2 separate regions of the Homo sapiens genome follow, and region 1 is linked to region 2. A link is a contact called in ENCODE Hi-C or POLR2A ChIA-PET data. All regions are on one chromosome and are shown on one strand. The core of a region is the stretch at or near the end of the contact, and the rest is flanking DNA. Distances in the headings are between cores, read along the strand shown.

What was found. Hi-C counts contacts between places; a loop is a spot of excess contacts on that map. ChIA-PET counts read pairs that join two places held with the same protein, here RNA polymerase II (POLR2A). Pooled maps may share reads with other maps.
Region 1: a pooled map shows a loop between it and region 2 (4-fold over the local background). The contact joins the promoter of RTN2 here to the promoter of ERCC2 in region 2. A Hi-C loop is called at or near these places in 2 of 168 maps with a recorded cell type or tissue (CD8-positive, alpha-beta T cell and naive thymus-derived CD4-positive, alpha-beta T cell), 1 of 37 single-sample maps with no recorded cell type and 10 of 50 pooled maps. POLR2A ChIA-PET finds 5 or more read pairs at or near these places in 7 of 52 experiments (GM12878, H1, HCT116 and 4 more).

Annotation. Positions count from the first base shown.
Region 1 is chr19:45,494,554-45,498,986 of GRCh38, forward strand. It overlaps RTN2 (reticulon 2), which reads right to left and starts at 2,494. Exons shown (of 11, transcript NM_005619.5): 1 at 2,239-2,494; 2 at 542-586; 3 at 1-452. The coding sequence starts at 2,272. PPM1N (protein phosphatase, Mg2+/Mn2+ dependent 1N (putative)) reads left to right here and starts at 3,890. Exons shown (of 5, transcript NM_001080401.2): 1 at 3,890-4,433. The coding sequence starts at 3,920. RefSeq lists silencers at 2,393-2,702, 4,118-4,187.
Region 2 is chr19:45,369,323-45,373,851 of GRCh38, forward strand. ERCC2 (ERCC excision repair 2, TFIIH core complex helicase subunit) reads right to left here and starts at 1,251. Exons shown (of 23, transcript NM_000400.4): 1 at 1,214-1,251; 2 at 811-910. The coding sequence starts at 1,218. RefSeq lists enhancers at 5-846, 1,465-1,544.

The DNA.
Region 1 (4,433 bases), core at 1,244-3,743, 130 kb after region 2:
GTTGGGTTCTTGGGGTTCTTCGTCTTCCAGCGGGGTGGAGCTGCTGGTGGAAGAGTCCTCCCCGGATCCCGTTCCCCGGGCCACCCAGCCCAGATGGTCCAACCGAAGCCTCAGGTCTTCCAGAGGGCGCTCGGATGGAGGCGCGGTGTCAGGATCACCCCGTCGTCCAGGCTCCGGGGATTGGCTCAGGCTGGGGATGCTCTCCAAGCTGTCGCCCAGGCTGGGCTGAGGGTGCTGGTCTCGTGGTTCCGAGACTGAGCGGCCCTGGGGGCGGGGGCGGCGGGCAGTTGAATCCCTGCGGCCCCCGGAGCCCACTACACCATCAAAGGCGATGTAGGAGAAGGTCAGCTCCCGGGGGGTGCCCCAGTCCTGCGACGTGGTCTCCTCCTCGTCCTCCTCTGAGAATTCCCGGGCTGTGTGCAGCTCTCGAAAATCAGAGTCGTCGTTCCCTCCTGCAGTGGGTGAAGGAGAGCCTTGTTTCCCTCAGCAGGTCCCTGAGCTGCCCAGCCCTGAGCCCCTTCACATGCTCCCCACCACTTACCTTCTGTGGAATCAGGAGTTGAGGAGGCTGTAGACGGAGCTTCTTCTGCGAGAGGGAAAGAATCGAAGACTCTTAGAAGCTTAGACTGTCCGAATCACAGAAGTGTCCCAGTCCTGGAATCTTAGAATATTTGAATCACGGGATTTTTAGAACATTCTGCACACAGACTCTAAAACCTAGCATCACTGCCTGATGAAGCTCAGAGTCTTTGAAGTCCAAATCCAGGAATCTTAATCTTAGAGTCTTCAAAGTAGGAATCTTAGGAGGTTTCAATTCATTCATTCGTTCAACAACCACTTATTGAGCACCTACTATGTGCCAGGCACTGTTCTAGGTCCTGGGGATACAGCTGTGAAGAAAACAGACAAAATCCCTGCCCTCCTAGAGCTGACACTCTTTGGGATAGACAAACAATAAACAAGTGAATATATGACGTCGGGTGCAGATGAGCATAGGGAGCAAAGTAAAGAAGGGTAGGGGAAGAGAAAGTGAAGGGGTGCTGTTTCTCATAGGGTGGTCAAGAAGGCTTCTCTGATAAGATGACGTTTGAGCAGAGATCTGAAGGAAGTGAGGAAGCCATGCAGATGTTCAGGGACGTCTTCCAGGTAGAGAAGAAAGCCAGTGCAAAGGCCCTGAGCCAGGCACCATGCTTGGCATCTGAGGAACTGAGAGGTGCGAAGATATGACTGGAGAAGAGTGACTGAGGAGGAGAGGAGTGGGAGGTGAGAACAGAGAGGTAAGGGCGGTGGGGAGAGACAGACGAGGTGGTCCTCCCTTTGTAATCTGAAGTTAACGACAAGATCATAGAATGTTGGGATGATACTCGAAAATGCTGAAATCACCAATTCTTAGAATTTTGGCATCTGGACACGCGAGACATGGAAATGGCTAGATCTAAGGGTGTTGAAATCCCCAGCTGTCAGAACCCCCATGTGTGGGACAGAGAACGGTAGACATGGACTGTTATAGCTGTGAGCTCAGAGATTGTGAGGCTAGGCGTTTTCAGCTGGGAATCCAGCCCCTTAGAGCTAGTTCAGAGCTTTGCACATAGATGATGCTCAATGCGGTTTGGAAATTGAAATCTGACGCCCTGTGCCCTCACCTCGTTTCCTCAGCTGGGGAATAGGAGGCCTGGAATGGTGTGGGTCTTCCCCAGGATTACCATTAACCAGTGGTAAAGACCGCTAAGAACCCATGAGTCCTTGCCCCCAAACCACGGATGGCTGTTTTCCCGGGACAGGGTTGGACAGTTTGGGCGAGGTCGGGGCTGCCTCTTGGACAGAAAACGGGGATGGGATGCGAAGGCAAGTGATTGGGAGCCAGACCCCTGTTTTCCATCCTGGCTCTACCCTCCGTTCAACCCCCTCCCCGCCAGCTGCGGCCAGCACCAGAGCCAGGGGACAGCTCCCCGCGCGCGTCCTCGCTCCCGGGCGGGGCCGGGCGGTACGTCCCAGAGCGCAGCGCGCCCCCCGCCTGCTGTCTCAGTGCCCCCTCACCTCCGCCCTGTTTCGTCCAGGTCCTCCGGGTCAGGCTACCCCCGTCGCCGCCAGAGCGCGGGGGAGGGGAGAGCTTCCTTTGTCTCCTATGCCTCCTCCCCCCATCCCGGCTCTCCTGCGGGCAAGCGCCGAGGGGACACCGGGGAGTACCCCACCTGAACCTCTGGGGCCCACACCAGGCCCCAGTCTTCCTCTACTCACTGCAGTGGGCGAAGACCGGCAGGACCTGCCCCATGGCCCCCCTCGGGCCTGCATCGGGACCCCCGCCCACTCCGGCTGTGCCGCCCTGGGCCCGGGGTCGCGGGCGCTCATCTCCGCCGCGCCCACGACGCCGCTGCCATTCTCGCCGCCTCCTCCTCCCGGGCTGCTCCAGCCGCCGCCGCCGCCGCCGCCGCCGCCGCCGCCCTGGTGCTCGGCTCGGCGGGGGCGGGCGGGGCCGAGGTGGGGAAGGCACTGCAGCGCGCGGCCGGGGGCGGGGCCAGAAGACGGGCGGGGCGGTACCAGAGGGAGGGTGAGGGGCGGGGAAACGCCGAGGATCAGGCGGAGGGGCGTGGCCTTCTTACTAAAGGGGCGGAACCAAGAGGGTGGGCTACGGAGCCAGGAAGGAGGGGAAAGCGGCCTGAAGGGCGGGGCCTAGATCGCAGAGGGCGCAGCCTTTAGGGGAAGAGGGAAGGAGGCCTGGAGTCTGGCGAGGGACTTGGGAGAGGATGGTGAACGAGCCACGGCAGAGAGGATGAGAGCGTGGATCCCTGGGTGGGTTGGGGTGGTGCTCGGGGTGCCATTGAGGAGGGGGTGGAAAGATTCTAATGCTCTGAGGTAGGGTCCGAGCCTAGATTTGCAGAGGGAGCGAGAAAGGGGGCCGAATGAAACGATTCAGAAACTTTTGGGGCACGCGGAGGAGCTCAAACGTGGGCAGGGCTAAAGCAACAGGGAATTATTCAAATATAACTGGGTGGGGTCGGATTCCAGGCGATTCCAGGTCTGCGAAAATTAGAAGGGTCTGGAGCTGTGTGCCTGAATCCTGGATGGGCGGGGCCTGGAAGAGAAAATAAGCGAAGCCCCAGAGGGGAGGGGTCGAACTAAAAACAGTAAAGAAAAAAAAAATATGTATATATATATATATATATATATATATATATATATATATATATCTTTTTGAGACAGGGTCTCGCTCTGTTGCCCAGGCTGGAGTGCAGTGATACGATCACGGCTCACTGCAGCCTCGACCTCCCGGGCTCAGGTGATCCTCCCACCTAAGCCTCCTGAGTAGCTGGGATCACAGGTGTGTTCCACCGCGCCTGGCTAAATGTTAATTTTTGTAGAGACGGGGTCTCGCTATGTTTCCCAGGCTGGTCTCAAACTCCTGGGCTTAAGCGATCCGCCTGCCTCGGCCTCCCTAAGTGCTGGGGTTATAGGCGTGAGCCACCGCGCCCGGCCAAGTATGGTATTTACAGGTTTTGAGGCTGGGGGCTGTACCACTGAGGTGGGAGGAGCTTGGACTGAGTGTTGTGTTGAGAACACAGATTCTAGAATTAGTTTCCCTGGAACACCGGTTACTTCTGTGACTCTGTTTCTTCTTCCATATGTAAACTGGAGATGATGATGTATAACAGTGTGTGACACATTAGTACTATGTAATAGTTTGCCACTGGTACAGTATTATCTTTTTTCTTTTTTTTTCCTGATTCAGATCCCAAACCCCGCTTTGTAGGTGCAGGAAACAGGAGACCCAGAAGTGTAATTCCTTCTAGTGACCCGCCTAAAGAGCAGGTCAAAGGACAGGAAGGAGATTTAGATGGTTTAAAATCTCACAGCGGAGGGGATTAATGGAGGGGGCGGGCAGGTGTACAGGGTGGAGCCTTCCTGATCCCAGGGCTGAAGGATGGCGGTCCTGGCCCGCCAGCTGCAGCGTCTCCTCTGGACCGCTTGCAAGAAAAAGGAGAGGGAGAAGGAGGGGAGGGAGGAAGAGGAGGAGGAGGAGGCGGGGCGCAGGGCCCCCGAAGGGCCTCGGTCTCTGTTGACAGCGCCGCGCCGCGCCCAGCGGCCGCACGGGGGTGCCGAGGCGTCTGGGGGCCTGCGCTTCGGGGCGAGCGCAGCGCAAGGCTGGCGCGCGCGCATGGAGGATGCTCACTGCACTTGGCTTTCGTTACCTGGTCTGCCCCCGGGCTGGGCCTTGTTTGCCGTCCTCGACGGCCACGGTGGGGCTCGAGCTGCCCGCTTCGGTGCACGCCATTTGCCAGGCCATGTGCTCCAGGAGCTGGGCCCGGAGCCTAGCGAGCCCGAGGGCGTGCGCGAGGCGCTGCGCCGAGCCTTCTTGAGCGCCGACGAGCGCCTGCGCTCCCTCTGGCCCCGCGTGGAAACGGGCGGCTGCACGGCCGTGGTGTTGCTGGTCTCCC
Region 2 (4,529 bases), core at 1-2,500:
GTCTTAGGCAAGTACCTTCACCTCCCCAGACCTCAGTATCCCTATCTCTAAAATGAGCCTAAAGCCAGGCGTGGTGGCTCACACCTGTAATCCCAGCACTTTGGGAGGCTGAGGCAGGTGAACCACCTGAGGTCAGAAGTTCAAGACCAGCTGGGCCAACAAGGTGAAACCCCGTCTCTACTAAAAATACAAAAAATTAGCCAGATGTGGTGGCGCGCACCTGTAATTCAATCTCAAAAATAAATAAATAAAATAAAATGGGCCTAATAATAAAACCTTCCTCATAACATGACTATGAGGATTGTGAGAAATTGCAGGTTAAATATTTGGCACAGTAGCTGATATATAGTGAACTTTTCTCCCTTCTTTTTTAAGAGACAAGTGTCACTATTGCCCAGGCTGGAATGCAGTGGCACAATCATGGCTCACTGCAGCCTCCAACTCCTGGCCTCAAGCGATCCTCCTGCCTCAGCCTCCCGAGTAGGTGGGATTACAGGCGCCCGCCACCACACCTGGCTAATTTTTGTATTTTTAGTACAGACGGGGTTTCACCGTGTTGGCCAGGCTGGTCTCCAACTCCTGACCTCAAGTGATCCGCCCGCCTCGTCCTCCCAAAGCTCTGGGATTACAGGCGCGAGCCACCGCGCCCAGCCTATTCACCATTATTGTTTTAGATAACGGAAGATTATGGGGTCCTGGATTCCCAGGGACCTCGGACTTCTAAAATCCAGACGTCCTGCAATCTGTCTTAGGCCCAGGCGTGGCAGCCCCACCGGTCGAGTGGGCGGGTCGGGCCCACCGGCCACCCACCTTGGCGTCCAGCGTGCGTTTGAGCTCCCGCATGTAGGAGAACTGCTCGGGGTAGATGTAGTCGTACGGGAAGTAGACCAGGAGCCCGTCCACGTTGAGCCTGGCGGCAGGGGCTGCTGGGTCAGTTCCCGTCCCCTCAGCCCCTCTCCCGCCTCCACAGTGCCCGGTCGTCGAGCCCAGAGAAGGGTGACGGGCCCGGCGCCCCCGGTAACCCTCAGGTCCTCAGGAGCCTCGGGGCCCCCTCAGTGTCTCCTCGCTATCACTGCTGCTCCCTGCGGCTGCCCCCGTCCCACCCCTTCACCCTCCCCTCGCCCCCTTGGGGACCCAGGCGCGCCCACCGATGACCCCATCTTCAAGACCCCCCGCGCCCGCTAGCGAGCGCGACCCCCAGCCCCCTTCTCACTTCATGGCGCCGGCCGGACTGTGCAGCGGGGTCGACCCGCCTCCCTCATGAATATTCAGCGAGAGGCCGGGTCGTGGACATCCTCGAGGGCTCGCTCCACCTATATTACGAGACCATTGGCTAACCTGCCCGTCAATCCGCTAGGGCAGAGCCAATCGGGATACTGCGCGTGCGCACGGAAAAGCGAGGGCGGCTGACTCTCGGGTGAGGCGGTGCGGGAGGCGTCACTGAGGATCGTCGAGGGCCAATCAAAAAGAAAACATGGAAGGGAAAGAGCCGAGAGACTCGATCTCATTCACTAGAATTTGGTCCTCCTGCGCCTGCCAAGATTGTCTGAGTATTGATCGAACCCAGGAGTTCGAGATCAGCTTGAGCAAGATAGCGAGAACCCCCGCCCCTCCACCTCGTCTCAAAAAAAAAAAAAAATCGTCTCAGTAGCGAATAGTCTAACGGAGAATGACAGGGAAATTGGTGATCCTTTCTGGGCCCAAGAGTTAGAAATGGCTTTGCAGGCCGGGCGCGGTGGCTCAAGCCTGTAATCCCAGCACTTTGGGAGGCTGAGGCAGGTGGATCACCTGAGGTCGGGAGTTCAAGACCAGCCTGACCAACATGGAGAAAACCTGTCTCTACTAAAGATACAAAATTAGCCGGGCGTGCTGGCAAATGCTTGTAATCCCAGCTACTCGGGAGGCTGAAGCAGGAGAATTGCTTGAACCTGGGAGGCAGAGGTTGCAGTGAGCAGAGATGGCGCCGTCGCACTCTAGCCTGGGCAACAAAAGCGAAACTCCATTTCAAATATTAATAATAATAACTAATAAATAAAACATAAATGCTAGCTTTTGTTTGTTTCTTCAACAAATAGCTATGTGGCATCTACCATGTGTCTGATCCTGTGCTGGCCCCTGGGAACAGAAAGGTGACCATGACAGCCTCAGCACCTGCCCTCAAAGAACAGATTTTTTTCCTTGAGACAGGGTCTTTCTCTGTCGCCAAGGCTGGAGTGCAGTGGCACAGTCACAGCTCACTGCAGCCTCCACCTCTTGGGCTCAAGCGATCCTCCCACCTCAGCTTCCAGAGTAGCTGGGACCACAGGTGTGCACCACCAAGCCCAGCTAAGTTTTATTTTTTAAATTTTTTTAGAGACGAGGTCTCACCACGTTGCCCAGGCTGGTTAAACTCGCAGGTTCAAGTGATCCTCTCCCCTCAGCCTTTCAAATTGTTGGGATTACAGGGGTGAGGCACCAGGCCTGGCCTCAAAGAACAGATATTAAATATACAAATGAATATATGATTACAGCCTGGAGTGGTGGCTCGTGCCTGTGGTTCCAACACTTTGGAAGGCCAAGGCGAGTACATTGCTTGAGCTCAGGAGCTAGAGACCAGCCTGGGCAACATGGTGAAAACCCGTCTCTACAAAAAATGCAAAAATTAGCTGGGCGTGGTGGCGTGCACCTGTAGTCCCAGATACTCAGGAGGCTGAGGTGGGAGAATCACCTGGGCCTGGGAGGCAGAGGTTGCAATGGGCAGTGATTGTGCCACTGCACTCCAGCCTGGGCAACAGGAGTGAAAACCTATCTCAAATGTGTGTGTGTGTGTGTGTGTGTGTGTGTGTGCGCACGTGTATAATCACAAGTACAAAAGTGCTGTGAAGGAAAACTTCAAGTCACCATAAAGATTGATTATGGGCTGGGTGCAGTGGCTCATGCCTGTAATCCCAGCACTTTGGGAGGCCAAGGCAGATGGATCACGAGGTCAGGAGTTCAAGACCAGCCTGGTCAACATGGTGAAACCCTATCTCTACTAAAAAAAAAAAAAAAAAAAAAAAAGCCAGGCATAGTGGCATGCATCTGTAATCCCATCTACTCGGGAGGCTAAAGCAGGAGAATTGCTTGAACCCAGGAGGCAGAAGTGAGCCAAGATCACGCCACTGCACTCCAGCCTGCGTGACAGAGCAAGACTCCGTCCCAGAAAAAGAAAAAAAAAAAAGACTTATTATGACAGGATGTCTACTGTCAACTGTGGGGTGTGAGTGTTGGCCAAGTGATCAGAGAAGGCTTCGTGGAAGAAGCGAGGTTTGAGTAGAGCCAGAAAATAATTAGAAGAGATCAACCAGCAAGAGGGGATGGATGAGAGAAGTGAGAAAGGTGTTCCAGGGAGAGAGACCATCATACACAAAAGCTCTAGGCCAGAAGAAAGCTGAGGCCTGTGAGTGCTGAAAGGAAGCCTGTGGGGGTGGAGCTCTGAGTTGAGCACAGGGAGCAGAGAAAGGGCAGCTGGAGGGGAAGGCAGGGGCAGATCGAAATCTCTTTTTTAAATTAATTAATTCTTAATTTATTTATTTTTGAGACAAGGTCTCACTCTTTCGCCCAGACTGGAGTACAGTGGCACAATCTCAGCGCACCGCAACCTCTGCCACCCAGGCTCAAGCAATTCTCTGGCCTCAGCCTCCCTAGTAGCTGGGATTACAGGTGCGCACCACTACTGCCCAGCTAATTTTTATACTTTTAGTAGAAACGGGGTTTCACTATGTTGGCCAGGCTGGCCTCAAACTCCTGACCTCAAAAGATCCACCCACTTCAGCCTCCCAAAGTGCTGGGATTACAGGTGTGAGCCACCCTTCCCGGCTGTATTTTTGGAGACAGAGTCTTGCTCTGTCCCAGCCTGGAGTATGGTGGTGTGAATTTGGCTCATTGCCACCTTGACCTCCAGGGCTCAAGTGATCCTCCCACCTCAGCCTCCTGAGTAGCTGGGACTGCGGGTACACGACACCACGCCTGGTTAATTTTTTTTAATTTTTTGTAGAGACGAGGGTATCTCACTATGTTGTCCAGGCTGGTTGAACTCCTGAGCTCAAGCAATTCTCCCACCTCAGCCTCCCAAAGTGGTGGGATTACAGACGTGAGCCACTGTGCCCGGCTTAATTTATTTACATAAATTTTTTTATGTTTACTTTTCTATCTCCTACAGGAAGAAAATATATTTTGTTATTGACAGGGTCTCGCTATGTTGCCCAGGCTGGTATTGGGCTCAAGCCATCCTGTTCCCTCAGCCTCCCAAAGTACTGGGATTACAAGCGTGAGCCTCTGCATCCAGCCCAGATCCAAAATCTTTACTGTCACCTACAGAGTCCTCTGTAACTAGCTTACTGCTCATCATCCCCATACCAACCCACCTTACTGCTCTGATCTCCTCCTCTCTCTCCCCCAGCTCATTTTGTTTCAGCTATGCTGGTCTCCTTGCTGTCTCTAAAACATAACAAGCACATCCCATCTCAGGGCCTTTGCACCAGCTATTTTGTCTGCCTGGAATGCTGTTT